Regions from separate parts of the Homo sapiens genome. Here all the other regions are linked to region 3. The links are chromatin loops, found by intact Hi-C in ENCODE. Cell type or tissue: psoas muscle. All regions are shown on one strand. Links, peaks and the distances in the headings refer to the core of each region. The heading gives the core; the rest is flanking DNA.

Evidence for each region. Hi-C counts contacts between places; a loop is a spot of excess contacts. Peaks named below come from ENCODE experiments on the same cell type or tissue, not always from the same donor. Only the 100,000 strongest peaks of a DNase experiment are listed, where the experiment ranks them.
Region 1: it touches region 3 in a loop (6-fold over the local background); 57 of 110 quality-filtered maps call a loop at or near these places.
Region 2: a loop joins it to region 3, with 2.5 times the contacts of the local background. A loop is called at or near these places in 2 of 110 quality-filtered maps.

The regions. Positions count from the first base shown.
Region 1 is chr4:10,059,464-10,069,504 of GRCh38, forward strand. It overlaps LOC124900665 (a long non-coding RNA gene), which reads left to right and starts at 4,551. Exons shown (of 2, transcript XR_007058029.1): 1 at 4,551-4,631. RefSeq lists an enhancer at 3,880-4,494. In psoas muscle, for the core only: a CTCF peak has its summit at 4,466; a DNase peak (open chromatin) is centred at 4,388.
Region 2 is chr4:9,923,813-9,933,853 of GRCh38, forward strand. All of the region lies in intron 6 of SLC2A9 (solute carrier family 2 member 9), which reads right to left. Among named protein-coding and RNA genes, the nearest start is that of SLC2A9-AS1, 59 kb to the right of the region's middle. In psoas muscle, for the core only: a CTCF peak has its summit at 4,023; no DNase peak of the experiment used is centred there; H3K27ac peaks cover 447 bases.
Region 3 is chr4:9,758,346-9,768,386 of GRCh38, forward strand. No RefSeq gene overlaps it. Among named protein-coding and RNA genes, the nearest start is that of DRD5, 18 kb to the right of the region's middle. RefSeq lists a silencer at 6,884-6,933. In psoas muscle, for the core only: CTCF peaks have their summits at 4,928 (motif pointing right) and 6,969; no DNase peak of the experiment used is centred there; H3K27me3 peaks cover 1,323 bases.

The sequences.
Region 1 (10,041 bases), core at 1,209-9,208, 300 kb after region 3:
CAATTTTTTAAAAGGTCAGTGGGGTAATTTTTAACTTGAAAATGTGACTTTGAAATTGACCTTGAAAATAGTAATGACAAAATATCTTGAAAAATTACTATAAATTATTTGTGACATCATAGTTTTTATAAAAAAGACTTTTTAATGAAGTAGCAAGTTAAAAATATCTAGTTGAATCTTCACCTCACAGTGTGCTTGTGGCTGCACACACACACACACACACTTATACACACAGTGTCACACATCCACACACTTCCACATTCATGGCTGATTGATGGATAAGGACAAAGTAAAATCACAACACAAAAGAAAATAAACGTGAATATTCTTCTGACTTGGTAATTAATTTTCTAAGATTTCTAAGTTTAAAAGAAATAAAAAGTCATGAAGAAATTTACTGATAGATTTGACTACACAAAGATTGAAGTCATTTTACCAGTCAGCAACGTAAACATTATTAGAAAACAAAATTTAATCCATGAGGCATATTTATGACAAATATAAAATAGTACCAGCTCCTGAATACACATATGAAGAGTTCACACTTCAAAGTCTAAGACATTTACGTAAGGAAAAACATAGCCGAATAATAAATACATTAAAAATGATCAAACTTGGCCGAGTGCGGTGGCTCATGCCTGTAATCCCAGCACTTTGGGAGGCTGAGGCGGGTGGATCACCTGAGGTCAGGAGTTCAAGACCATCCTGGCCAACATGGTGAAACCTCATCTCTACCAAAAATACAGAAATTAGCCAAGCATGGTGGCGGGCGCCTGTAATCCCAGCTACTTGGAAGGCTGAGGCCGGAGAATCACTTGTATCTGGGAGGCAGAAGTTGCAGTGAGCTGAGATTGTGCCATCGTACTCCAGCCTAGGGGACAAGAGTGAGACTCTGTCTCAAAAAAAATAAAAAACAAAAAATAAAAAAAAAAAAAACGACCAAACTCGCCCATGCAAATTGAATTGCAGTGCCATACTAGCAAAGTTTGTTTCAAGTTATGATGCCTTAAGTTGATGAGGGTGGGATGAGACAGGCTGACCATTGAAAGGAACACAAATTAATAGAATATTTTTGGAGAGCAGTTCAGTAAAATTATTCCTGTCTTTCAAATGTGCATAGTCTTTGTCCTGGTTATTCCATTTGTAATAATCTCTCCTAATCTATTAATCCTAAATACAAGGTTTATGTTAAAACACATTTACCAAGACATTTGATTGGCAAACATGGAGATAATGTCGAAATTAGGGGAATAATTAAATAATGGTTTACTAGTTGGGTAAGATGCAGATATTTTAAGATGAGGTTTACTCATAGTTTGTAATGACAGAGGTAACTCATGGCCACAAGTTAAAACAAAATAAAGTTGGAATCCTGTAGTAGACTGTTAGCACCAGAGAGTTTTTTGTGGTGTTAGATCAGGATCAAATCCCCACTATGCACCTACTTGCTGTGTACCTTTGCGGTAGTTGCTTAATCCTTATGAGCCTAGTATTTTTGCTCATAGGTTTGTTTTAAGGCTCCAATGAGATGACTAAATACAGGAGGTCTTGCCTATTCCAGACACTTGACAAACGTGTCCTGCCTCCTCTTGCTAATAACGCTGAACATGGGATGATGTGACACAGAGAAAGGGACAGGATCAAACATTACATATAGACTGATTCTAAATTTAAAATACATGTTTGTCCACAAAAAGTTTGAAGGATAGAAGTAATTGTTTTAAACTTTCAATTGAAAGGAAGTGAAAGTGTTGGCTAACTATATTTCCATAACAGTGTGGCTTCTGTCTTGGTAGGGACTGTGACAATCTTGTTCACAGGGTCCTTGTCCATAATCTTAACCGGTGGGAAATCTCACACCAATCTTATTCCCTTAGGGACTGACGTATGAAAATCTTGTGATGTTCCACCCCAGATGGGAAATAGGGTTTGGTGTGATTTGGGGGTTGACAAAATGACCCCCTCACAATCGCACCACCTGCAACCCTGGTAGTCAATGTGCATTGGCACCACCAGGGATGCAAAATGCAGATTCGCAGAGAGATTTGGGTTTGGTAGGTCTGGAATAAGGCTGGGAAGTGCGTGGTGCGCGCGTGTGTGTGTGTTACAGATAGTAAAGTTTATAGATCTTAAGTATAGAGCTCAGTGCATTTTTACATAAGTACGTGTATAACCACCATTCAGGTCAAGATATTGACCATTTCCAATAACCCAAAAGCCTCCTTGATGCCCCTTCCCAGTCAATAACTCCCAGCCCCACTCCAGGTAACATTATTCTAATTTCTGGCCCTACAGAGTAGTTGAGCCTGTTCTTGAGCTTCCTATAAATGGAATCACACAGCCGATACTCTTATGTCTGGATTCTCCTGCTCAATGTCATGTTTATGAGATGAATCATGTTGACTGTATTGGTAGTTCCTTCACTTTTATTGCCCAATATGGATAAATCACAATCTGTTTGCTCCTCCATTCTCCTGTTGATGGACGTCTAGGTTGATTCCAGTTTGGGGCTATTGAACAGTGCCGCTCAAATGTTCCTAACCATATCTTTGGCTGGGCATAAATGCTCCATTCTCCTGTATATTCTTAGCCATGGAATTGATGGGTGCAGGATAGGCATATGTCTAATTCTAGTAGATGCTGCCAAACAGTGGAAATCCATATTTTTAAAATTGAAAATTATTTGTAATTGACACATAATAATTGTACATATTTATGGGACACATATTATATTTTGATACATGTAAACAAAGGTATAATGTTCAAATCAGGGTAGTCAGCATATTCATCACCTCAAATATTTATTATGTCTTTATGCTGGAAACATTCAAAATTCTCTCATATTTGAAACCATTATGAAAACAAATTATCAACTACAGGGCCATAGAATGCTATAGCTTATTCCTCCCATGTAGATGTAATTTAGTAACAATTAACCAACCTCTCCCTATCCTCCTCTCCCCATCATCCTTCCCAGCTTCTAGTAGCTACAGTTCTACTCTTTACTTTTCTTTCTTTTTTCTTTTTTTTTTTTTTTGAGATGGAGTCTCATTCTGTCACCCAGGCTGGAGTTCAGTGACGTGATCTCAGCCACTGCAACCTCTGCCTCCCAGGTTCAAACGATTCTCCTGCCTCAGCATTCTAAGTAGCTGGGACTACGGGTGCGTGCCACCACGCCTGGCTAATTTTTTGTATTTTTAGTAGAGACGCGGTTTCATTGTTAGCCAGGATGGTCTCGATTTCCTGACCTCGTGATCTGCCAGCCTTGGCCTCCCAAAGTGCTGGGATTACAGGCATGAGCCACTGCACCCAACCTATTCCTTACTTTTATAGGCTCAACGTTTTTAGCTTCCACATACAAGTGAGAACATGTGGTATTTACCTTTCTGTGCCTGGCTTATTTCACTTACCATATGATCCAGTAATCCCACTACTGGGTATATATCCAAAGGAAAGGCAGGGAAATCCATTTCCCAAAGAGTTGTCTGCACTCCCATGTGTATTGCAGCACTATTCACAATAGCCAAGATATGGAATCAACCTGTGTCCATCAACAAATGAGTGGATGAAGAAAGTGTACATACACCTCGGAATACAAATTTGACCACGAGAAAGAATACAATCCTGTCATTTGTGGCAATGTAGCTGAGCTGAAGGAAATCCGTATTTTTATAAGTCGTTACAGATAGGGGTGGTCTTGGACCACACTTTGAGAAATGCTTCTTGGATAAAAGCCCCATTATATGGACAAATATATTTCCTTTAGTCCTCAGTTCAAGTAGAGAAGGGCTTGTTTATACGGAGATACCAGCTAAGTGATTTGGGGAAGTGGGGAGAATGAGAAATCAACTGAGTGCCACCCATTAGCACCCCTTCGGAACAAATTATTGCAATTTACCTCTTTTGCCCAAGAGAAAGAAGCTGAGAACAGAGAAGCTTTGATAGGATTTGATAGGGAGAGTGAGGCGCCAGGCCACCGTGTCCAGTTAACCAAGCCTCCTCCCACCCTGGCCATGAGCTAGAATAATGCTCATGTATTTGCTGGTTAAAGGAGATGGCTTGGGGACCTGGGTTATCCCTGCAGGGAGCAACTATCTCCTCTGCTCATCTTAAACAAGATAATTGCAAAGCGGTTCCCTGCCAGCCCATCCTCTTAACAAAGAAGGTGAGATAAAAGAGATGGCATTCCTCCTGCTGGGCCCAGCAGGCTTGACAACCAGTGCCAGTCATGGGGAAAATGTCCCTTTCAGCCAACTCGAGATCTTTCAAAACAGACCCAGGCAGTTTCTTTGAGGGCTGAAAGCCAGGAAACGGGTTCCTGTTGGCCGAGGCTTGGAAGGAGGGCCTGCCTGGTCCGTTGGCCCATACCAGGCTTCCTTAGCGCCTCTGCTAGGAGCCAGTTATCCTGCAGGCTGACTCAGCCTCTGCCCAGCCATGATCTGAAGCTGCTCTCTGCTGTTTTAAGCTGAGCACTGCAACCAGGGACCTCAGACACCAGAGACAATGCAGGCCTCCAGAAAGCAGGAGAAGGACTTCTAAATCAAGGCTGGCAGGAGGAATGGGAAATGGGCATTCAAGGACATGGCAGTATGCTATGCTCTGTACATCAGGACCTCATGGAAACCAGAAAGGTAGGATGATAATTCCTATCCATGCCAGGCTGGACCTCATGTCCCTCATCGGGCTCCCACAGCTGTGTGAGCATTCTTTACCAACGTGGCACTTCTGGAATCCCTTGTTTACCTTCTTCTCCACTGCTCTATAAATGTAGTGAAATTTCCAGGTGTGGTGGCTCATGTCTGTAGTCCCAGCACTTTGGGAGGCCGAGGTGGAAGGATCACTTGAGCCCAGGAGTTTGAGGCTGCAGTGAGCTATGATGGCACCACTGCACTTCAGCCCAGGTGACAGAGTGAGACCCTGTCTTTAAAAAATAAAATAAATGCAGTGACACAAGACAACCTATGTCTGTTTTATTCTCAAAGCTGCGTGTGTCCCCAAAGCCAAGTGAGGTGTCTGGGCCTAGTTAATGACCAATGAACATTGGCTCTGAAGGAGTGAAATTACACCACTCGGGCATATTGACACTAAGTTAAAGCCACTTGAAAAACAGCAGGTGTGGCCGGGCGCGGTGGCTCATACCTGTAATTCCAGCACTTTGGGAGGCCGAGGCGGGAGGATCACGAGGTCAGGAGATCGAGACCATCCTGGCTAATATGGTGAAACCCTGTCTCTACTAAAGATACAAAAAAAAAAAAAAAAAAATTAGCCTGGCGGGGTGGTGGGCGCCTATAGTCCTAGCTACTCGGGAGGCTGAGGCAGGAGAATGGCGTGAACCCGGAAGGCAGAGCTTGCAGTGAGCGGAGATCGCTTTACTGCACTCCAGCCTGGGTGACAGAGCAAGACTCCGTCTCGAAAAAAAAAACAAGAAAAAGAAAAATAGCAGATGCAAGAAGATCACTCTGACCTTCATGCCATTTGTTAAAAGCAAAAGATGAGATCCCTATGTGAAAGATGCAACAGTCTTATTCTCAAAGATGAGAAGCTAAGATGGAAAGAATTCTGTACCAACCTTGTGCAAATAACTCTTACCTTTTAAGCCTCCCCACATCATTTAGTTGCTTCTTCACAACTTACTATTATTTGTCCAATTCAGTATATCTGACTACTTCTTCAGGACTTTATTTCCTTATGAGGGTACCTGTGCTACATAAAACTTGTATTTAAAAATGTGCATGCTTTCCTCCTGTTCATCTGTCTTATGTCAGTTAAATTCTCCAGCACAAGCAGGACCCTAAGAGTATGGAAGTGGAATTTTGCTGCCCCTACAGTTGATTACATGAGTGAATAAATGATTGAGTGAATTTTGAATTATAACGAAGAAGCTAAATATCTCAGTCATGGTTTTTCTTCCTAAGAAAATTAATCTGTTAAGATCACAGAGTTGTAACAACAGCAACAAAAACCTAGCTCTTTAAAAATAAAAAGGAACTCTTTTCTGAATTAGCAATGTCCGGAGAGATTTTTGGTTGTGACGACTGGGGCAGGGGGTACTACTGGCATCTAATGGGGGCCAGGGATGCCGCTGACACCCTGCAATGTACAGGACAGCCCCCACACAAAGAACTGTCCCACCTGAAATGTGAGTAGTTGGTTGTGCTGAGGTTGAGGAAGCCAACTCAAGGAAGTCACCTGCCGGAGGGATGCTGTTGACACTGCTTGCTACAGCAAAAGCTGCTGCTGAGAATGTGCTCCAGTTGAAAGCAAAGACTGAAAAACTGAAAAGAGCCAGGCGCGGTGGCTCACACCATAATCTCAACACTTTGGAAGGCTGAGGTGGGCGGATCACTTAAGGTTAGGAGTTTGAGACCAGCCTGGCCAACATGGTGAAACCTGTCTCTACTAAAAATACAAAAATTAGCTGGGCATGGCGGCATGTGCCTGTTAATCCGAGCTACTGGCGAGGCTGAGGCACAAGAATTGATTGAACCTGGGGGGCAAAGGTTGCAGTGACCTGAGATTGCGTCACTGCACTCCAGCCTGGGCAACAGAGCGAGACTCCATCTCAAAAAAAAAAAAAAAAAAACCAGAAAAGAAAGGAATAACTGAAAAGAGCAAGAGCCACTTAGAAGCCAGATATGGTGGTGCGTGCCTGTAGTCCCAACTACTCGACAGGCTGAGATGTGATGATCCCTTGAGCCCAGGAGTTTGAAGCTGCAGAGAGCCATGATCGCACCACTGCACTCCAGCCTAGGCAACAGAGTGGGACCCAAGAAGTTTTTTTAAGCCACTTAGAGAAGGTTTTACAAGTTACATGAGCAAAAGCTAAATAACTAGTACATCCATGTGCCATAAAGTGAAGAAACGGATGAGGTCTCTATGGGACATGTCAGCTAAACCCAAGAATGTGTTTGTTTCTTGTGGCTGAGACAGTGATCAAGGCAGCTTTCCTCCCAGGGCAAAGACTGTGGTTTGTTTGCGGCCATTTAATTTGGCAAAACCTGAGTTTTGATGAATACTTTGCAATCTTCAAATAATATTCATTTTGTTTCCAAATCCAATGAACTAGAGGCTGTAATTGAAAGAAGAAGAAAGGGAGGGAGGTAGGACAGAGAAAGGAATAGAAAGAGGGAGGGCAGGAAGGCAGCCATGAAAGAAGGCGTAATTGTCAAAAATCCAAGTTATTTGAGGCATACTGCTTGACCTGACTTTATGCAGTACAAACAAAATCAGGGTAAGCTAGAATTCAGAAGACAATGGTACCACTGTGTTTCTCTCTGGAGCGTTCTCAGAAGTGTGACCTTTTCTAATCCCAAACTGCTTAAAAAATGATGTCTCCTTGGGGTGCCATTTAGATTAATCTGTGATGGGACCAGAAGCGAGCTAAGCTGATGATTCTAATTCAATTGCCAGTGAAATGGTGTCTGTCTCCATCTGTAAACGTCCTCATCCTGCTCTCAATGGGGCCACATTGACGGCTGCAGCCAGCATTATCCCTTACAATCCTTTTAATTTTTTGGCTGCATGATGTGATCTTCTGTGAAGGCAGCACTAGTTCAAACGAAGTATTTCTTATACAAGAGCACGAGCCCTCAGTTACGTTCTTAAGAACTCATTCCTTGCCTGTGTGCCTAAACCACCCTAGCTAATAAACTCCCCTCAAATGTGGCTTTCCTCATCTCACCAGCCTGGTGGCATATGCTGGGGTGGGGGCGTGTCATGCCATTTTATGCATGGGGGTTCAGGGTCTGTGATTACCTTGTCCAAGGTTAATCAGTGGGTGAGAAGCAGGTGCAGGACCCCAGGCTATTCTGTTCACAAGGGTAGTGCTTTTTTCATCAGACAACACACATCTCTATGGCAGTGTCCAAATGGTGCCTAACGTAGAAGGTGGGCCCCGAAAGTGCACTTCAGTTTATACTGGCCACTCAGCCCGCATCTGCTTGCAGCAAGCTTAAATGTGTCTGACTGCGGCCATCTTGGCTCCCTCAAGGCCACCAAAGCAAGTCCTGTGGTTGCTTCCTTTTGCTATTGCGAAGCCCCTTCAGAGTCTACTTTGTCCTACTGCAGTAGCAGTGAGGCCCGTCCATCAGGGATGCTGGGCTATGAACCGGGCTTCTTGTCTTGCAGCCACTTCCATCATCCCAGGGATACAAGTTACTCCAAACCTAGCTTCCCTGCAATTCCATTTCCCACACCAAAACATGGAAAGGATAATGCTGACATCCCACCAGGGCCTGTGGGGACAACCGATTTTGTTGTGTGACTGAACAGCTTTGCCATCTTCAAGTCCCTATGAAGGCACAAACCCTGATAGCCATTTATATGTAAGACACTAGTATGATGAGCAAGGAGGTTTTTATCCTTCTTAAAAAAAATAAATAGGGGAGTGGAAGAGTGGAATGGTCATTGTACCAGATCAGGTTATAATCGCAAAATGCTGCAACAGAATCTAAGTGAAAAGACCCAGTTTAGGGTCCCTGGGGCTAGCCTGGCTCATGGGACAAGAAAACGTGCGTCCTTGGCATAGGGTATCTAATGTCTTGGGACGTCTCTGGAATGTTTCATCTAAGATTCTTTTTTCCTTTTAAAATTAATTAGCTGATTAAGAATTAATCACATGAACTATTAATTTGTATTGCTATTTATTAAAATATTAATATTTACATAATTTATTGATATAATATTCAATTGTTTGATAGGTAATTAATACATTCCGACTCACCCAGCAAGAACATTTTTGTGGTGACAAGGTAAAGAGTAGGATGACAATTGGATGACCCAAAACTTAGACCTCAGTAAGTGAAAAACGTGTTGTTATCAATGCTCCTAACTTGTATCATTATCTAACAAGATTTTCCAGGCAGTGGCAGCTTTAGAATCCTATCTTCTCTCAGTTTCCTTTTCCTAGTAGCTGCCAGTTAGGATGCCAACCATCCCTGATTTTATGTAGGATGATGATAGCCAGGGGCAAATGAGGAAGACTCACAGAAATCTAGGACTAAATATAAGAATTTTAAAAATGGGAGATTTTTATGGTAAAGAATGTGAGGTTTGTAGTTTTTTAATCTCCACAGGAGAAATGAACAAATGATTCCATGTAAGAACACTGGAAGATACTAAATTCCACCTTGATATTTTCCAGGAATGTCAGTCACATCCTCAGTCTTGGTTGACTTCCTGAAAGTGTCCTCTCCAGTCTTGAGGGACCTCCTGCTCCAGGAAGCCTGCCCTGATGTCCCAGCCAGAGATGGTCCTCTGAATTTCCCCTGGCCTTCACCTGGCTTCTCTGGGAGCACAGTCACAATTCATTGTATATTATCACTAATTGGATACTTATTTCATGTCCTGTGTTCACAGTGGTAACTAGCATGTATACATTACTTATAGTTTGATAACAGCCTTTCTTTCACATCTACTAAAACAATGATAATTCCTAATATTAATTATATTTGCTGTGGGTCAAGTATTCATTTAGGGCTTTACTTGGAGTATTTCATGTAATCCCCACGCAGCCCTGTATCTCTACTAAAAAGAGGAAAAATTAGCTAGGTATGGTGGCACCACCTGTAGTTCCAGCTACTCAGGAAGCTGAGGCAGGAGAATTGCTTGAACCTGGGAGGCGGAGGTTGCAGTGAGCCGAGATTGTGCCACCACACTCCAGCCTGGCTGACAGAGAGATTCCGTCTAAACAAACAAACAAAAAAAGCTTTGCTACTCTAAGCACTAACCGCTTCCTCCTCCACCTTCCCTTCTCAGCTTTCCTTCCCAGAATGCAGATGCTATCCTGGAGGGCGAGCTGCCCAAATGGGATGTGGAGGCAGCAGCATGACGACAAAAGATGCAATCTGAAGCTGGTGGAGCCACAGGACGGGAGCTGGACAGTGAGGGTTTCATGGAGGCCGTGCACAGGACTGCCCCCATCTGCAGGGACACTGTGGTTATTCAGTCTTGCTGTGCACCTAAGGGCAGTTGCCAAGCGGTGGCAGCTACAAAGCTGGGGAGGGGCTCTGTGAACCAGGGCCTCCTATGGCTCCTGTTGGG
Region 2 (10,041 bases), core at 893-8,892, 170 kb after region 3:
TGGGGCTGGAACCTGACACATTCATCTGCATATCTGGCTCTTTCCTCAATCTGGAATGTTCTTTTGACCTTTCTGCACCTGGCTACTTGCCTCGTTCTTTCAGCCTTATCTCAGACACCTCCAGGAAGCCTTCTCTGATGCTTTCCTGGCTGGACGACAAGGGAGGAGCAAGCCGAGGAGGGCCTTGAGTGTTTGCACGGAGATGAAGTTCCTGCCCACAGGTCACAGGGGGTGGCAAGACCTATAGTTCTGAGACCCCTGAAGGTGCCAGGCATGGGGCTTGGGAGCTGGGCATATGGTGATTAAAAAAAGAAAAACAACCCAGATTGTCCCATCCTCTGGTCCAGCCTCATTATCTTATGACCAACAAGGAACAAAGACAGAACCTGGTGCTTCAATTTGCTGACGTGTTCCTTGTGTCCCTGTAGCCGGCACTGCATGCCACCCATGTCTCTCCTGCACATGGACAGCTTCCTACACCCAGCACCCGTGCCTCTCCGCCTGCGGCTTTCCCTGGGCACAGGTGTGTGCTCAGCCCTCAGCAGTTAACACCCCCAGGAGCAGCCCTCGGTTAAGACAAAGCTGATGTTAACAGAGGTATACCTAGCTTCCTCACAGACACCTGAGTGAGTCCTACGCTGTCCCCCAGAGGTGACTGGGTGGGTGGGGTCCCAGTTGCCCACAGCTGACACCTGCTCATTATTGAACCTCAATGCCTCCTCCACTTCCCTGTGCCATTTCCCAGCTGGGGAAGTGATGCTTCCTCAATTGTACCCTCTCCTTCCCTGTCCCATTTCCCAGCTGGAGAAGTGGTGCTTCCTCAATTGCATCCTCCATTTCCCTGTCCCATTTCCCAGCTGGGCAAGTGGTGCTTCCTCGAGTCACCTCTCAAATAAACTTCCCATCTTCAAAACCTTGACTCAGGCTTTGGGGGCACCTGACAACAATCACAAAGTCACCTAAACTGGATGCCTGTGGTCACATAACCCAGACACTGCCTTCCGTGTCTGATTTGTCTGATCTAGTGACTAAGCCCCTTCAGCGTCTACAGTCCATGTGCTCCTCTCTGCCTGAGCCCAGGCCTGCCTTAGTTCAGGCCTCAGCCTCTCCCCACTGGGCTCATTATCCCCAGGCTAATCCCCAGGAAGATGATTGGGCCACTCTTCTGCACACAAATCTGTGCTGTCTTGCCCTTGCCAGCAGGATCCAGTCCAAATTCTCATCTGCCATGCAGAGCCTCCTCCCACGGTCCCTGTGGCATCTGGAGGCTCCCCCCATCTCTCTTGGCTGCTGCCCTGGAAAAGGCACTCGTCCTCCATTCCACATACCCCCATGGCCTTGCCTCTGTGCCCTGCTCGTGCTGTTCCTTGTGTCCAGAACACCCTGCCACTTTGTTGCCTGCCTAGGACATCCTTTTCCGAGGATCCCCTCAGCAGTTACATCTTTTGGAGACCTTCCCTGCCCCCATGATGGCTAATCACTGTTACCCTCTCATCCGGGTCGCTCTTGCACCTGTGTCTGTCTCTCTTGTGCACTTTCACTCTTGTCTGGGGCGTTCTGTCTGCACACCTGCTGTGCCCACCCCTGGGAGCGCCCCCTGACCAGGGGCCATTTAAGGGATGCTGTGTTACTGTGGAAAGGGGTGGGCCTTGGAGTCGGAGCAACCTGGGCTTCACACCCAGCCCTGTCTCTGCTAAAAGACCCCAGACTAGTTACCTATTCTGCCCGCCCCATGCTTGTTCTTCCATGAAACAGAAATAATAAAACCTACCTATGAGGTTGTTTTGGGGAATAAAATCAATGTGTGTTAAGTGTTGGCACATAATTTGTGTTCAATAAACAATTATTGTTATTTTATTTCCTCTCTGTTGAGCCTTGCATAGAATGTACATCCAACCCATGTGTTTTGAATGAAATAGTAAAAATCAAGACTCAGGTGACAGGGAAGGAGAAGGAGCATGTTATAAACACAGAAGCGGGGGAGGGCTGAGCAAACAGGAACAGAGGAAAATTATGCTAGATGTCAACCAAATTGCATCAGCAGGGGGGCCAGTATCTGTTCGGTGTTCTCCCTACTGTTCCGGGCATGGTGTGATTTTCCAATGGCAGGCTCCCCATGGTCCTCAGACACCTTCAGAGCACAGCAGAGTGACAGACACTGATGCATCTGGGGGTGGCCCACATACGACTGCAAGCAGATGAGATGGAGCCCGCCAGCCTCCCTTGGGGTCCTCAGAGAGCCACGCTGTTAGCACAGGTGCCATCCTGGCCTGGAGACCCCTCCAGGTGTCTGTACACCTGCTGAGCCCACACCTGGGAGTGCCCCCTGAGCAAGAGCCACTTAAGGGACGTTGTGGTACAGTGGGAGAGGGCAGGTCTTGGAGCTGGAGAAACCTGGGCTTCACATTGTCTCAGGGCCAATGGGTGCTCACTAATGCAAACACACATTGTCTCAGGACCAGTGGGTGTTCACCAATGCAAACACACATTGTCTTGGGCCAATTGGTGCTCACCAATGCAAACACACATTGTTTCGGGGCCAATGGGTGCTCACAAACAAATCCTGGCTGCACCATTTTCTATCTAGTATGATACCAGGTGAAGTATTTAATGTTTCCATGCCTGAGTTTCCTTGTCTGTAAAATAAACATAATAGCATTGGTGGTGTAACCAGTGTTCGATGTTGGCACACACAAAGTCCTCAGAACGGTATCTGGCTCTTGATGAGCAAGGAGCATTATGAATATACATGCTATCACTGTGGGGTACTTGCTACATTCTCCCTCTCCCTTTCATCTTTAGCCTGGCAGAGGGTACAAAATGCTATAACCTTCTGTTGTGGGTTGAATTGTGTCTTCATAAACATATGCTGAAGTCCTAACCCCTGGTAGCTGTGAATGTGAACTTACTTGGAAATAAGACCTTTGTCAATATAATTAATATGTAAGTTATGAGGAAGTCATACTGTAGGAGGATGGACTCTGGATCCAATATGACTCTTGTCCTTACAAGAGGAGAAGAGACACAGATAGATACACACAGGGAAGGCAAGCTTGTGTTCACGGAGGAGAGGTTGGAGTGATGCAGCTGCAAGCCAGGGAGCACCAAGGACTGCTGGTCCCCGTCGGAAGCCAGAAGAGGGAGCATGGCCCTGCTGGCACCTTGACCTTGGACTTCTGGCCTCCAGAACTGTGAGGGAATCCATTTCTGTTGTTCGATTTTTTTTTTTTTTTTTTTACAGAGTTCCGTTCTTGTTGCCCAGACTGCAGTTCAGTGATGCAGTCTCCACTCACTGCAACCTCCGCCTCCCAGATTCAAGTGATTCTTCTGCCTCAGCCTCCCAAGTAGCTGAGATTACAGGCATCCGCCACCACGCCTGTATTTAGTAGAGATGGGGTTTCACCATGTTGGTCAGGCTGGTCTCGAACTCCTGACCTCAGGTGATCCACCCGCGTTGGCCTCCCAAAGTGCTGGGATTACAGGCGTGAGCCACCACGCCCAACCCCATTTCTATTGTTGTAAGCCACTAACTCATGGCACTTTGTTATGGCAGCAGCCACACTTTGTCACCTCTTTTATCACCTCCTGCTAGAGCAAAGCGCAGAACAACCCGGAGGCCTCTTCCCTCTTGTGATCGGGGGCCTGGGATGAGACAGGCAAAGGGACTTCACGTGGAGCATAGGGCAATAGCCTCGTATAAGTTCCATGCCCAGAGTGGCACTGAGCTTGTTCTCCCTTACACAGGGCAGGCCTCATGCTTCTAAAAATAGGAGATTTCATCAAAGCATTTATTTTTCAATGACTAATGGAATTTAAGAGGAGGAAGTCATTGGGTTTTTAACTTAGGTTCAGTGTGTTTTTATTACCGACAGCAGTTGGATCCAAGGTAGGGTATGTAACAAGGGGTGTAGGAGGAGATATTGGAGCTCCTATTTATAGCTTTATAACGTTTTATTATGGACCGAACCTGGAGCCTTCACATGGCCTATGTGACTGGGGATCAGGGCTCCACCGTGTGGAGAAGCTGACAGGGTGCCTTCGATCTGTCTTTTGAATGACATATTGCTGTTTACTTGTGCAATTTACCAGTTAGCAGATTTGGAAATGGTAGTATTTGGTTTCAATTGAATTAACCCCAATGAATATACAGGTGGCTTGTAAAGAATCCCCAAAAGCTGAGCATAGTAGTACATGCCTGTATGTAGTTCCAACTAATCTTTTTGGGAGGCTGAGGTGGGAGGACCTCTTGAGCCCAGGAGTTCGAGGCCAGCCTCAGCAACACAGTGAGACCTCATCTCAAGAAAAAAAACAAAACAAAAGAAACCACAAATTAAAGGTAAAACTAACAACTCCCACACAAAGAAAGACAGGACAATCAATAGTGGAACCCGCTATCTCCATTTCAGGTGCAAGCCTGCTGCTAGCCTCAATGACCATTGACAGTACGCTGCCTCACAGAGATTTTCAAATTCAAGATGTAGTCAATCTGTTGCTTCAGGATAAAGATGACATTTTAACAGGAGTGAGAAAGTAGCAACCTTTTATAAGAAACTGTTCCATAAAAAGAGATGTGTCTGTCATGTGGTTTGGTAGACAAAGTTATATACACAGATCACCAATAAAAACTCTTGGATCTCAGCTGGGAGCAGTGGCTTTCGCCTGTAATCCCAGCACTTTGGGAGGCCAAGGCAGGCAGATCACCCGAGGTCAGGAGTTTGAGACCAGCCTGGCCAACGTGGTGAAACCCCATCTCTACTAAAAATACAAAAAAATTAGCTGGGCGTGGTGGCGGGTGCCTGTTGTCCCAGCTACTCGGGAGGCTGAGGCAGGAGAATCGCTTGAACCCGGGAGGTGGAGGTTGCAGTGAGCCGAAAGTGCATCACTGCACTCCCGCCTGGGTGACAGAGCAAGACTCCTTCTCAAAAGCAAACAAACAAACAAACAAACAAAAAACTCTCGGATCTGCACATTCAAAAAGAAAAACTTGCAAGCAGTTTAAAAAACTTTCTGTTTAAACATATTCCGAATGAAAAGTTTCAGTAGGTTTTGCTAAATGATTATTGTTAAAATATAAAAAGGCAACAACTTCTTACTACTCAGCAAGGACAGTGGTTGATACTAAGGAAGATGGAAATTCACTGGCCTGCATTTTCAACTCCCAAAACATTTCATTCCTGATGGACGGGATTACAGGTTGAAGCCGCTTCATCAAGTTCAGCCAGCCTTGTCACCTGCTTCTGTTTGGAGCTACATCGTTTAATGAGGTTCATTTTTGAGCTATCCACGTTGCAATAACATTGGTCACCACTTGCTAAGGGTTCCCTTGTGTTTTATGTGCCCTTATTCATTTAATTCTCGTATAACTATCCCCTGAAGTAGACACAGTCAGTATTCCCACTTTGCAGGTGAGAAGATGAAGCTTGCACATGGGCAGTGACACTGGATGCCCTCGCAGCAGAGCCTGAGACACATGCTGGGTGTGGGAAGTTTACCGGCTGGAGAGCAAGGCAGTCCAAGGTGCATCTTGGGGAGACTTCTATGGGCAAAGGGCATCAGTTCTGCGGGGCTTCTGAGCAGCACATGGAATACCTCCAGAACTGTCCCACAGGGGAAGATGGGGCATTTATCTGCCAGCTCCTGCCCCCAGGGGTATTAACTCCCTGAATGTCTACACTGCGCTGCAGATGGCTGAGCAGCTTCCTGGCCATGGAGAGGGCCTGAGCATTTGGAGAGGCACGTGCTGTGCTTAAGGTGGGCAAACATTGGCCCATACCTGAGCCCACATGGACTGTCTGCTGCAGCAAGGCTGAAATTAGAGTGGGCAGAGGGAGGGTGTGAGGGGGACACTAGAAGGGGCTAGTGCTGTCATTCAGCAGGGGAGCGGAGGAGCGAGAATTACAACCCACACCGGGGCTCCAGAAGTATCATTTTCCCAATGTCCAGCAATGCTTCCTGGAAGCTCAGCCAGCTGGGGCTGCTATAACATCATACTACAGATGGGTGGTTTAGACAACAGACTTCACAGTCCTGGAGGCCAGAAGTTCGAGACCAGGGTGTCCGCAGAGTCAGCTCCCTGGTGAAAGCCTCTTCCTGGCTGCAGACACTGCCTTCTCACTTCTCTGGAGGCACCACCCTCATGACCTCAGCCAGCCCTCCCAAAGACTCCCCTCCAAAGACCATCACTCTGGGGAGCTGGGGCTTCCAGATACAAATTAGGGGTGGTGAGGAGCACAAACATTCAGACCATGACAGCAACTTAGAATCAGACCCTTCAGAGCTTTGGAATGCTGTCCTCCCCGCAAATCCTGCCTGTCTCTCTCCCCTCCCCTCTCCTTCCTCCCTTCCACCTTTCCTCCTCTCTCTCTCAGTCTCATCTGAAATTGAAAGACACTCATCATGCTCTCTGGTTTTCACCCAACCTTCCCTTCACCATCACTTTCATCAGAGCAAGACGGATATCTGTGTTGCAAGTTTAGCAAATGCCAGGTCTTCCCCTAAAGACGGGTGGAAGGAAATGTAGCTCCTCACAGGCCCAGGGTGAAAAAGAGGGTAGGAGGGAGAGCCAGAAAGTCCTCTCTGTGCTTCCAACATGTCACAGAATTGGTGCTAAACTTGCAATTGCCTGTAGTGCAGTGTTGGGGGTGTGCTGTGATTGGTACGTGGCCACACCTGTGCTGGCTCCTGTCCTCACAGTCCTGTCAGCTCGGGGCAGCGCTTGCACTAGGGGAAGGCTCATGGCAGATGCTTCATGGAAGAGGTTGGTTTTCCTCTGGGTCTAGAATGCAGAGGTGCTCACAGCATGCTGGATGAAGGTAATGAACCTACTCATATTTGCAGATGTCTAGTCTGCAGAAAAGAGTTTCCCAAGAGGAGATGCCTGGATTGGATTTGCTTTCCTTGGCTCTGAGGTCAGAACAAGGGCTCCAGGCAAGAGCTCTGATGTGTGGGACCACAAGGAAGAACTGCCTGATGGATGTGTCCAAGGATGAACGTGTTTTTTGCACAGTGAGTTCCCCATCCCTGAAGGTGTGCAAGAGGAGCCAGGTGACCACCTGTCAATCATATTGTGGAAGGGACCCAGGCACTGGAGAGGAAGATGAACAACAGGGTCTCTAAAGCAAGCCCAGAACCCCAGATGTGTGCAGGCTGTGTAGATGATTGGAAGGAGATGGGGCAATGTCACCCATGGGGTGGGAGGGGACAGAGCTGATACCTCCAGTTTAAACTGGCTGCCCTTGGAGAGAGAGGAAATGGCCTGGGAAATTGCTATCTATCAGCCCATTTAAAAATTACATGAGTTTATGGAAGGTAACTCTCTCAGAGGAGTTCATTCTCTTCACTCTCCAAGTCATTTAAAAATAGTTCATCCAAGCCCTACCCCCTGAATGCATGTTCCCCACATTCTCCCTTCAATTTGAAAGTAAGAGGGCTTCCTGTGGCTCATACCTCATGCATATTCCTAGCCATGTTCTAATCACTAACTCCAAAGAACTTGAAAGAGGAATGAGAAATTGCATTTCCCAACTGGGAAAAAAACCTCTGTGTAGCATGGCAAACTCCTGGGCTGGGAGAGGGAGCTGTTACATAATCAGATCTTGCCCCAGTTACAGATTCAACTTTATTCAAGAGGAGTCAAGAGACACTGAGCAGGGGAGAAGAGGCTAAGGTTTATTGTGTACCTACTGTATGCCAGGCTTTGTGCGAGGTGTCTTACAGAAACAGCCCTTCAAGGCGAGTGTGTTTCAGTCCACAGCTTCAGGGAGGTGAGGAAATGTGCCAGTGTTCGCCCAGGTAATAGTGAGGAGTTCATGCTCTGACCTAGATCTGTCTGATCTTTCTTTCCACACACCTCACAAGAAATCTCAGGGCTGAGAGGCTAAGGAGCCAAATTCAGCTCATTGCCATTATCCGGCAGCTTGTGAGAGCTTGCTGTGCATCTGGGATGGCGTGCAAAGATCCACTGTGTTAAGGGAAGAACAAGGAACGGGTTCTGCTCCCAGGAGGTCTCTAGTGAGAGACAGACACGACTCACTACCACTTGAGTTGGTGGGGCTTGATGCCACATGGAGAGTGACTGCAGGGAGACCTGAAATGAGAATGACTCTCTCTCTCTCTCTCTCTCTCTCTCTCTCTCTCTCTCTCTCTCTCTCTATATATATATATATATATATATATATATATATATATGCCTTGCCTGACTTGGAAAATCTCTCTCATGAGGAAACCTCTCCAGAACAGAGGTAGAAACTATCAAGACAGAAACATCACAGAAGGCCCAAAGCAATGATCTAAAATATTTCCCTTGTAAAAATGGCACTCTCTCTCTCTTTCTCCATGCCTGCTTCTCCTCTGGGTGAAACTGCTTCATGTTCCCACAGCAAGTAAGTCTCCATCCAATTGCTATAAACACCTCCAAGAATGTACTACAGAGCTTTAAGCAGCAGCGTGCTACAGACTGTACTCAGCCTTTGGTATACTTTGGTTTTCTTCATTCATGCAACAATTATTTAGTAAGTAAATGCCTACTGTATGCCAGGCACTGCTCTAGGTGCTGGGGTTTCAGCAATAAGTAAAATAGGAAAAGTGTCCCTCCTCGCATGGAGCTTTTCATTCTCATGGAGGGGAGTGATACTAAGCAAATTCATTTATAAACATATCATTTCAGGTCATAATGAGTGCTAAAAAGAAAAATAAATCAAGGTAAGTGGCAGTGAGAAGAGGGGACACTGAGCTATGGCAGCTGGGGGAGATGTTTTTGAGAAGATGCTATTTCACTAGAGACCTAAAGGAAGTGAGGGAGGTGTGGGTCATGCAGACATCTGGGGAAAGAGCCTTCCAGGCGAAGGAGCCAGTGCACAGGTGCTGAGATGAAATGTGCTGACAGCATCCCACTACTTATGAACTTGTTGCATTTGCCCTATTGGGACTCAGCCCCACAACCACCCTTTTAGAACTCTTCTGTGTCATGGGGGCTAGCAGCCTACAAACTGCCTGTCCTTACTCCCTATAAATGATATCTCCTTACTCCCATGCTAGCAGAGTCCTGTTAGATTCCAGCAGTGAGAGGCACTGATGCATCGTTAGAGGAAGAAAGGACCTCTTCTGCTAGTCAAAGTTCCAGCACCATCAGCTGTGGCTCCTGGTTAGCCTCAGAGGCTGTGGTTCCCACGTCATCTGTGCCAAGAACATCAGCCACGTTAACGAGAGCAGCTCCAGCATCTGCCCTGCTGCCACAGTCATGCTTCCAGCAGTGTCAGTAAGAGATGGGATCAGTTCTTGAACCCAAACTCACCTGGCATCAAAACTGGCTCTGTAAGACCACAGAATCTGGGATATGCATGGTGTGGCCCAAAAAGGAGGACAAAGTTTGACACAAATGGAATGTGACTGGAGGAGAGTAGCTGAACTCAGCCTCGGCAAAGAGGAGCTTCTTTTAGGCTTCAGAAATTAGAAGTGAGCCAATGCCAATGCAACTCTTTCATTTTGCAGAGAGGTGAGCACTTTGAGGCCACTGGGCAGGCCAGTGGCTGAGCTGGGACTGAGCCCTTTCTCCTGGAAAGGGGAGGGAGGGTGAACGCACGGGCTCCAGGGTGACTCTGCCCAACTCCTTTTGCTCTCCCAGCCCTACTGGCACCTCTGTAACCATTTCCTGGCATCCAGTGCCTCTCTGAAATATTATTTCCACTTTCCTGGGTGGAACATTGACCAATGCACTAGCTCTGTGACCTTGACATTTCCTCGCTGAGTCTTAGTCTTCTCATCTATAAAGCAAAAGGTAGAAAATGTGTAGACTTTAGGGGGGTGAGGACTAAGGTAATGGTTGCCATGTACCTAGCTCTATTCACTTCCTCTTGCTGCTACAGCAAATTACAATGGAGATTTATCATCTTCCAGTTCTGGAGGTCAGAATCTGAAGCAGGTGTCACTGGATTAAAATTGAGTGTTGCAGGGCTGTGTTCCTTCTGGAGGCTCTAGGGAGAATCCGCCTGCTTGTCTTTTCCAGCTCCTATGGTCCACCTGCACTCCTTGGCTCCTGGTCCC
Region 3 (10,041 bases), core at 1,192-9,191:
CATCTTGCTAGAATATGGAAGATAATGTCACAGGGTGTGAACCGAGGGTCGCAGTACAGAAAAGATCCTAGGAAAAATCGGGGAGGAATATCAACCCCGCTCCACCCCTGGATATTACGATCCACATCGCAGGGGGGCGGGCGTCCCCCGCGATGCGGGGAGTAATATCACCCTCCACACCCACCCCTGGATATTACCATCCACATCTCAGGGGTGCAGGCGCACCCCTCGATGCTGGGAATAATATCACCCCCATCTCCCCCCTCTGGATATGAAGACACACATCGCATGGAGGCGGGTGCCCCCGCGATTCGCAGACAAATAGCACCGACCACTCCCCCGCTGGATATGACGATCCACATCGCAGGGAGGCAGGCGACCCCCCCATGCGAGGAGTAATATCACCCCCCTCTCCACCCCTGGATATGATGATCCACATCGAAGAGGGGTAGACGCCACTAGCGACGCGGGGAGACATATCACCCCCCTATCGCCCCCTGGATATGCTGATCCACATCGCAGGGGGGTGAGGCACCCCCCGCGACGCGGGGAGTAAGAGCCAGCCCCTCTTGCCCCCCCTGCCTCTTAGGACCCCCATCGCAGGGGGGTGAGGCACCCCCCGCGATGCGGGAAGTAAGAGCCAGCCCCTCTTGTCCCCCTGGCTCTTAGGATCCGCGGTGGACTCACAGCCTGTTTACCATATCATGAGTTATATCATCTCCCGCTCTGGGGATTATGAACTGTTTTACAGACAGGTGTACACCCTCGGTGTAAAGAGGGTGTGCACCCGTCTGTATTGGATGTGATATCATCATCTTCCTCCCTGAATATTGAGAACAGTATCACAGAAATGTTTCTAGTTCTGTGATATCACTTGTCATATCCTCCTCTCCCACGTTGGAATTAAAAACAATATCAGTGGGGGCGTGTCCACCTTCTCTGATATTGAAAGTAATATCCTCCTCTTCCCTCCAGGATCATGGGAACGATATCCCTGGGGGGTGTCCACTTTCTGCCATCTATGTGTTCGTATCAATCCCTCCGCCTTGGAATATTATTAAGGACAATTTCACAGGGGGGTGTACAGTTCCTGCGATATTGGGAACAATATCAGCCTCTCGGCCTCTGAATATTAGGAAGCATATCACAGGGTGGGTGTACACCTCCTGCTCTATTATGGGGAGTCATATCTATCTATTATGGGCAGCAATATCATCCTCTCCCTTTCAGGATATTAATAACAATTTCACAGGCTGGGTGAACACAGCCTGTGATGCTGGAATTATTATCATCCTCTCCCCCTCGGGATACTAGGAACAATATCACAGAAGAGGTTTACACTCCCTGCGATATTGGGAGTAATATCATACTCTTCTGTGAATATTAGGAGCAATATCACCAGGTGGCTGTACGTTCGTTGCTATGTTGGCAGTCATTTCATACTCTACCCGCTGGGTATTAGGATTGGTGTCACAGGGTGAGTGTACACCTACTGCGATATGAAAACTAATATCGTGCTCTCCATCCCTGGATATTAAGAACAATATCACAGGTAGGTATACACCCCCTGCGGTATTAGCAGTAATAATATTATGAATTATTAAAGATCAGTCTTATTAATAATTATGAATGGGAATGTTAATTAATAGTATAACGTTATTAATCATTAATGATTATTTTCAAGGTATGATTATGCATGATTAAAATTAATTTTAATACTAATGACACTTTTAATATTAGTTATTAATATTCATATTAATTATTGTTTTATTACCAACATCACTTATGATTGATTGAAGTAACATTAATTACTGATATCTTTTTTATTATTAATAGTGATATTGCTATTAATTATTAATATTAATATTAATTATTAGGAGCTAATATTACTGTTTTCTAATGAATAAGATCAACATCAGTTATTAATATCAGGCATCATTAATCATTAATACTAATCATTTATTGTTATCGTTAGTATAACTATTAATATTAATTATCATTATTATCAGTATTGATTTTAAAAATTATATGATCAGTTATTAATATTGATCATTATTAGTGTCAATTAATAATTGAGATTATTAATTTCGGTAAGTCACATTCCACCCCTCCCTCGGCAGCTCGTTTACGACCCAAAACGGGGATACAAACGCCCCTGAGAGAGCAGCGGTATACAGGGATAGATGAGGATGGTCACGTGGTGGAGAGGCGTTTTTGGGTACCAGCCCTTCACCTCCGTCAACCTTCTCAACTGCAAAAACAATACACCGCCCTATACCAAAAAGCCACAAGCTCTAATTGATTTGCTCCAAACTATTATCCAGACCCACAACCACACCTGGGCTGATTGGCACCAGTTGCTCATGTTCCTCTTTAACAGCAAAGAAAGGCGGAGAGTCCTGCAAGCAGCAACTAAGTGGCTAGAGGAACATGCACCAGCTGATTAGCAAAACCCCCAAGAGTATGGAAGGACCCATTTACCAGGAACCGACCCCCAGTTGGACCCACATGAAACAGAGGATATGCAAAGGCTAAACCGAGACAGGGAAGCTCTCTTGGAAGGATTAATGAGGGGAGCTCAGAAGGCCACAAACGTTAGCAAGCTCTCTGAGGTCATTCAGGGAAAAGAAGAAAGTGCAGCACAATTCTACAAGAGACTGCATGAGGCCTATCGTATGTATACTCCCTCTGATCCCGATAGCCCTGAAATCAGTGCATGATTCACATGGTTTTAGTCCGTCAAAATGCAGAAGACATGAGAAGAAAACTGCAGAAAGAGGCTGGGCTTGCAGGGATGAATCCACCACAATTACTAGAAATAGCTAGCCAGGTGTTTGTAAACAGGGATGCAGCAAGCCCTAAGGAAAACGGCAAAGAGAATGGAGGTCAGGCCTGGAGAAACACCGACCTGGTTGTTAGCTGCAGCAATCAGAGGGGACCCCCAAAGAGGCAAGGGAAGGGGGGCCCCGGGAAAGAAACTCAGCTTGGCTGTCAGAGTTTGCAGCGTACCCAGTGTGTTTATAGTAAAGAAATAAGACGGTGGAAGAACAAGTGCCCTCAGCTCAAAAGAAAACAAGGTGACTCAGAGCAGGAGGCCCCGGACGAGGAGGAAGGGGCCCTGCTCAACCTGGCAGAAGGGTTCTTGGACTGAGGGAGACCAGGCTCAAGCGTCCCCAAGAGCCTCTGGTCAGAATGACAGTCCGGGGTAGAGACATTGATTTTCTTGTAAATAGAGGTGCTGAACATTCGCTAGTAACTGCCCCGGTTGCCCCCTTATCCAAAAAGATGATTGACATCATCGGAGCCATGGGGGTTTCAGCAAAGCAAGCTTTCTGCTTGCCTCGGACTCGTACTGTAGGAGGACATAAAGTCATTCATCAGTTTTGGTACATGCCTGACTGTCCCTTGCCCTTTATGGGAAGGGACTTGCTCAGCAAGCTGAGAGCCACTATCTCTTTGACAGAGCACGGCTCTTTGCTGCCAAAGTTACCCAGAACGGGAGTCATTATGACCCTTATGGTCCCCGAGAGGAGGAATGGAGACTTTTCTGAACTGAGCCAGGCCAAGAGAGAAGACCAGCTCTGGCTAAGCGGTGGCCAAGAGTACGGGCGGAAGACAACCCTCCGGGATTGGCCAGTTAAGACTGGGGCCCAGCCGGTTAGGCAAAAACAGGACCCGGTCCCCAGAGAAGCCCTTCAAGGTATCCAGGTCCGTCTCAAGCACCTAAGAACTTTTGGAATTATTGTTCCTTGTCAGTCTGCGTGGAACACTCCCCTCCTGCCTGTTCCCAAGCCACGGACCAAGGACTACCGGCCGGTACAGGATTTGCGCTTGCTTCATCAAGCTACACTGACTTTCCCTCCAACAGTACCTAACCCGTCCACATTGTTGGGGTTGCTGCCAGCTGAGGACAGCTGGTTCACCTGCTTTGACCTGAAAGATGCTTTCTTTCCTATCAGATTAGCCCCCGAGAGGCAGAAGCTGTTTGCCTTTCAGTGGGAAGATCCGGAGTCAGGTGTCACTACTCAGTACACTTGGACCGGGCTTCCCCAAGGGTTCAAGAACTCCCCCCACCATCTTTGGGGAGGCATTGGCTCGAGACCTCCAGAAGTTTCCCAGCAGAGACCTAGGCTGCGTGTTGCTCCAGTAGGTTGATGACCTTCTGCTGGGACACCCCACGGCAGTCGGGTGTGCCAAGGGAACAGATGCCCTACACCGGCACCTGGAGGACTGTGGGTAGAAGGTGTCCAAGAAGAAAGCTCAGATCTGCCGACAGCAGGTACCTTACTTGGGATTTACTATCTGACAGGGGACGGAAGGCAGCCCAGGATCAGAAAGAAAGCAGGTCATTTGCAATCTACCGGAGCCTAAGGGCAGAAAGCAGGTGAGAGAATTCTTAGGAGTTGTGGGGTTTTGTAGACAGTGGATCCCAAACTTTGAAGTATTAGCCAAGCCTTTGTATGAGGTCCCAAAGTGGGCGGGGTCCGGGAACCTTTGGAATGGGGATCCCAACAACAGCAAGTCTTTCCTGAGTTAAAGGAAAAACTTCTGGCAGCCCCAGCCCTGGGGCTACCCGATCTGACAAAGCCTTTTCTATTTTATGTGTCAGAGAGAGAAAAGATGGCAGCTGGACTTTTCACCCAAACTGTGGGGCCCTGGCTGAGGCCACCGGCCTACCTCTCTAAACAACTAGATGAGGTAACTAAAGTATGGCCCTCCTGTTTGAGGGCCTTGGCAGCAACTGCCCTGCTAGTACAAGAAGTAAATGAGACCAGACTATTGTAGGGCATGGGAAGGGCCGGGGCCTCTGCAGGCCCTGAGGATCGCCATGTTTCCTTCTTTAGTTTTTGAGACTTTGGTGAAGATCCTCTGCCTGCTTCTAGCACACACGTCCTGACCTCCTTTCCCCTTCAAGACACAAGATGGCGCTTTAAGCCTGGTTGTTGAGAAAGAGGACTCCAAACGCTTGAGTTTCTTCCCTCTGCTCACTCTCAGATGTGGCTTGCAAGGGAATCTGTGGGGTCCACCTCTCCACAGCTTGGTGGGTGGATTCTATCTTCCTCCTCGGACAGGGGAGGACCAGCAGCCAATCACTCCTTCCTGCCGGAGAATGAAGTGGCACTCAAACTGTTTTTCTGACATCAGTAACAGCTGCCCACACTCCTCCGGCAGGCATCTCTGAAACATCAGTTTTGGGTGATTGGTCTAAGCCAAGGACCTTTGATATCAAGGGTAAGTCCGCTACCCTTTGCTGGAGATGGGCACGGAGTGGGCATGTGAAGAGTGCCAGACCAGGCATTGACAAACTATGGCTCATGAGAAGAATGGAGTGTACATTTTGAAAGGGTCATCTCTCTCTCTCTCTCTCTCTCTCTCACACACACACACACACACACACACACACACACACACACACACAGAGAGAGAGAGAATATGCTGCAGGGATCATACACGACCCGACCAACCTAAAATACTATCTGTTCCTTTATAGGAAATGCTTACAGACCCCTGGTCTAAACACTGAGAGGTAAGGGGACTCTGTTGCGCCACCCTGGAAGGATTTTGATCCCTAAATAAGAAGAGGTGAGGAGGGAGCCTGCCCTTCCTCATGGCTTGAATGTGCTTGTGAGAGGCAGTCAAGCCTGGAACTGTGGCAGCCGGCTTGTGACCATGAAGCAACCAGCCCGAGAAGAAAGGCCCACCTGCCGAGGAGGGAACAGGAGCCTGGGGCCTCAAGGATGTTGCTGAGCCTCCGTGTGCCCCTGGAGCCGCCTTCCTCTGGAGTTCTTGTGATGGCAGATAATTCAATGTTGTCATTGTTCAAGCCAGGGGTGGGTGAACTTTTTCCATAAAGGGCCACGTGGAAAACATTTTAGGCTCTGGGTGTGCCATGAGATCTCTGTGGACACTACGACCCTAAAAACAACCATAGACAATGTGTAAATGAATGGGTACACCTATGGTCCAATAAAACTTTATTTATAAAAATAGGTGGTGGGCTGGATTTGGCCCTGAGGGTCAGAGTTTCCTGTGTATTTTGTTTGTTTGTTTGTTACTTGCAGCTGACCTGTCCTAACTAGTATTCCCTGAAGTCGGCCTCAGCTCAGAAGTGCCCTTGGGTTCTAAGCCACAGGGGCTAAGCTTGAGTGTGGGCGGGGTCTGCAGCAGGGTGGTGGGAGGGATAAGCACATAAAGCCCCACCCACTGATCTGTCCTTTCTATGGTCCAGGTTGTGCTTTCCTGCAATTTCTTCTCATCATGGGCCTAGCAATCATGATGGGAAGGCACCACTTTAACAGAATGCTTTCAGCATTTCCAGGTGGTCCCTGCTTGCCCTCAACACTACACGCAGGCCTCAGCCTCCACACCTAGCACGTTTGTTAAGCAAGACTAAGCCACATGAAGCAACAGGGCAAGGGGAGGGCCCTTGTGTCCGCAGGGTCCCATGGCAGAAGTGTGGTTCGGGGAGAAATGGGGGAGTGTGCCCTTCCCTGAACAAGCACATTCCCTCAGTGTGGAGGAGCCCCTCCAACAATTTACAAGTGCTATGATGACACGATGCTCATTCAGACCATCAGCTGCAGACGGATTGCAGAAATACGTGAGGGCTGTGTCCTCAGAGGTAGGATGTGGTTGCTCCTTGTCCCTAAGCTGGGCCCTGAAGGTAGGGCAGGATTCCAGCCAGAGTGAATGGACAGTGAGGCTTTGGGGAAGGGCTCAGATTGCCTCTCGTGCTTGTGTTCACAGATTCTTGATGATTGGTCATTCTCCAGGGAGACGAGGCTTCGAGGCCAGGTCTCTGCTCTGAGTTGCCTTCACCACCCTGCACCTTGGTGGCAGTAAGAGAGCGACCTCAAAGGGCCACTGAGAGAATCGTGGGGGATGCATGTACAGCTCCAGGTATGGCACCCATGCCAGCCCATGGCAAGCTCTTACTACGGTTGCAGGTGTAATTTCCAGTCTCTGCCTCCAGGGATTGCTGCTGAGCACAGACAGACGTTTCCCTGCTTACAGAGTGAGGCCGCCAAGATGATTCTCGGATCTCTGGTTTGTATACAGCCCAAATAGCCTGTGAAAGGGGGAATGATAACCCCCAAAGATGTCCATGTCCTAACCTCCAGAACTAGTGAACGGGATGTTGGCAGAAGAGACTCTGTGGATGAGATTACTTCAAAGATTTGCAATGGGGATTCTATCATGGGTTATCTGTATGGATACGCAATGTAATCACAAAATGTCCTTATAAGTGAAGAGGGAGGCTGAGGAGATTTGACTACAGAAGAGAAGGTGATGTGACAGTGGAGGCAGAGATTGGAGTGATGTGGCCACAATTCACAATGCCAGCAGCCACCAAAGAGGCAAGGAATGGATTCTCCTCTAGGGTTTCTACCAAGGGCCCTAGCAACACTTCAATTTTAGTCCAGGAAGACTCGTTTTGGATTTGTGACCTCCAGAACTATGAGAGAATACATCGGCATTCTTTGAAGCCACCAGGTTTGCAGTAGTGTGTTAGAGCAGCGTGGAAAATCCATTGAGTCCCATTGCCCTGCTTTTTGTGCCTTGTACAAAAGCAGAAAATGGCATGGATGGAATGGGAGGTCATTATGTTAAGTGAAACAAGCCAGACACAGAAAGACACACATTGCATGTTCTCACTGATTTGTGGGATCTAAAAATCAAAACAGTTGAACTCATGGAGCTAGAGAGTAGAAGGGTGGTTACCAGAGGCTGGGAAGAGGAGTGGGGGGCTGAGGGCAGGTGGGGATGATGTTAGAAAGAATGAATAAGATGTACTGTTTGATCACACAGCAGGATGACTGTAGTCAATAATAACTTAATAGTACATTTACAAATAACTAAAAGAGTGTAATTGGATTGTTCGTATTAGAAAGGATAAATGCGCTGGGTGCGGTGGCTCATGCCTGTAATCCCAGCACTTTGGGAGGCCGAGGCGGGTGGATCATGAGGTCAGGAGATCGAGAGCATCCTGGTGAACACTGTGAAACCCCATCTGTACTGAAAATACAAAAAATGCTGCTCGGGAGGCTGAGGCAGGAGAATGTCATGAACCCGGGGGGCGGAGCTTGCAGTGAGCAGAGATGCAGAGATTATGCCATTGCACTCCAGCCTGGGCGACAGAGCTAGACTCCGTCTCAAAAAAAAAAAGAAAGGATAAATCCTTCAGGGATGGACACCCCATTCTCCATGATGTGCTTATTTCACAGTGCATGTCTGTATCAAAACATCTCATGTACCTCACATATATATGCACCTACTATGTACCCAGAAAAAAACAAAAAAGAGTATAAAAGAAAAAAAAAAATCCCAAAAGCAGAGAAGAGGGCAAATGAGAGTCGGGGACTGTGATCTCAGTTTGCCCAGGATGAAGCCGGGTGACCTGGTTACAGAGCAAGCCCCTTGGCTTCTTGAGCTCCCATCTGCAGAGTGAGGGGCGGATGCAGGGGAAGGGTGTGACTTCGATGAACATTCCCTCCAGGTGTCTCTGCCCTCGGCCCCCTCTCAGGATTGTTTGTAGCTCTTTGCCTATTCTTGGCCATTTGGAGTTTTCAGGGGCCCTACTAGGTCCTCTTGACTTCTCACTTGGCTCTCCTTGGTGGTCTAATTCATGGCCAAGGGCCCACCTGCCATCCGGACACTGCTTTTCAACCTGACCTCTCAGCTCCAGGCTGGTTATTTCCAACAGCCTACTTGGGTGTCTCAAAGGCACTTTACACTCAATGTGTCCAACACTGAACTCAAGGCTCCCGGCATCACCAGCCAGTTATCCCTCCACATTTCCAACCCCATGGATTGCACCAGTGTCTGTCCATTATGCAAGCCGGGCTGCAAAGGTTGTCTTGATGCTGCCGTTATGCTGTTGGGGCTCAGAACATGACACCCCAAAGCATGGTGCCTCAGCCTGAGTATTTTGAACTGAAGGACATTGGAAGGAACTCAGAAGCCAGGTCTTTCCAACCTTCTCCTCACACCCTCTCTTCTGCTTGCCTTCATCCTCCAAAGTGAGTCACAGAAACCAGAATTTATCTTCCTCAAGATGGGTCATAGAACCTAGAAACCCTCCTGCTAAAGCAAACCATAAAACCTAGAAAGGTCACTCTCATCTTCTCCTTCTCCTTTGAAAACTCTCATTTCAGTAGGGGTCCTGCCCCATACCTGGGAGGAAGGAAGCCTACACAGAGAGGCTGAGAAAAATCTGAGCAGACAGTTTTGCTGGGTCCCCTTTTAGTCTGTTCCCAGTAGGTCATACCCATTTGTTCAATCACATTTCTATCCGGCTGTCCATTCTTCATCTAACCTATGCATAAAAATCAACAGTTTTCCCTCGGCCTTTGGGTTGCCATTTCTGAAGCCTCCCATGTCACATAAAACTTGGATTAAATAAATTTGCTCTGCTTTTCTCTTGTTAATGTGTCTTTTCCTATAGGAGTGTCAGCCATGACCCTTAAGATGGATAAGTAAAGGACTCACACCTTCACAGCCCTACAGCCCCATCTCCCTTCAGTAGCCACACCTGCCACTTCTACCCACAAATACTTGGATTCCACTCATCTCTTCCCATCATCATTCCTACCACTCAATTCTCTGTCACCATCATCTCTTGATGGGTCTTCTGGAGCAGCTTCCTCACTCATCTCTCCAGTTCATCCCTTGCTTCTACCAGTCTGTCCTTGCTATGGCAAGAGGGGCATTTGAGAAAGGCAATTACATGGTTACCCCTCCCCTGCTCAGCACCCTCCAATTTGATGGACACCAAAATCCTTGCCTTGGTCCCCTTGGTCCTGCATGCCCTCCTCTCTGGCCTCATCTCAAGCCACTGCCCTCGTGCTGCACTCTTCCTCTGTAATCCACATTGCCGGCTTCTTGTGTTTCTTGAACATGCCATGCTCCCTCCTGCTGCAGCAGGACCTTGCACTTGCTGCTTCCTCTTCTTTCTTCTAGTGAATTCTTACTCCTCCTTCAGCTCTCCATTCAAGCCAGTGCCTCAGGGAAGTCTTCCCTCACCTCTAGACCAGGTTTAGT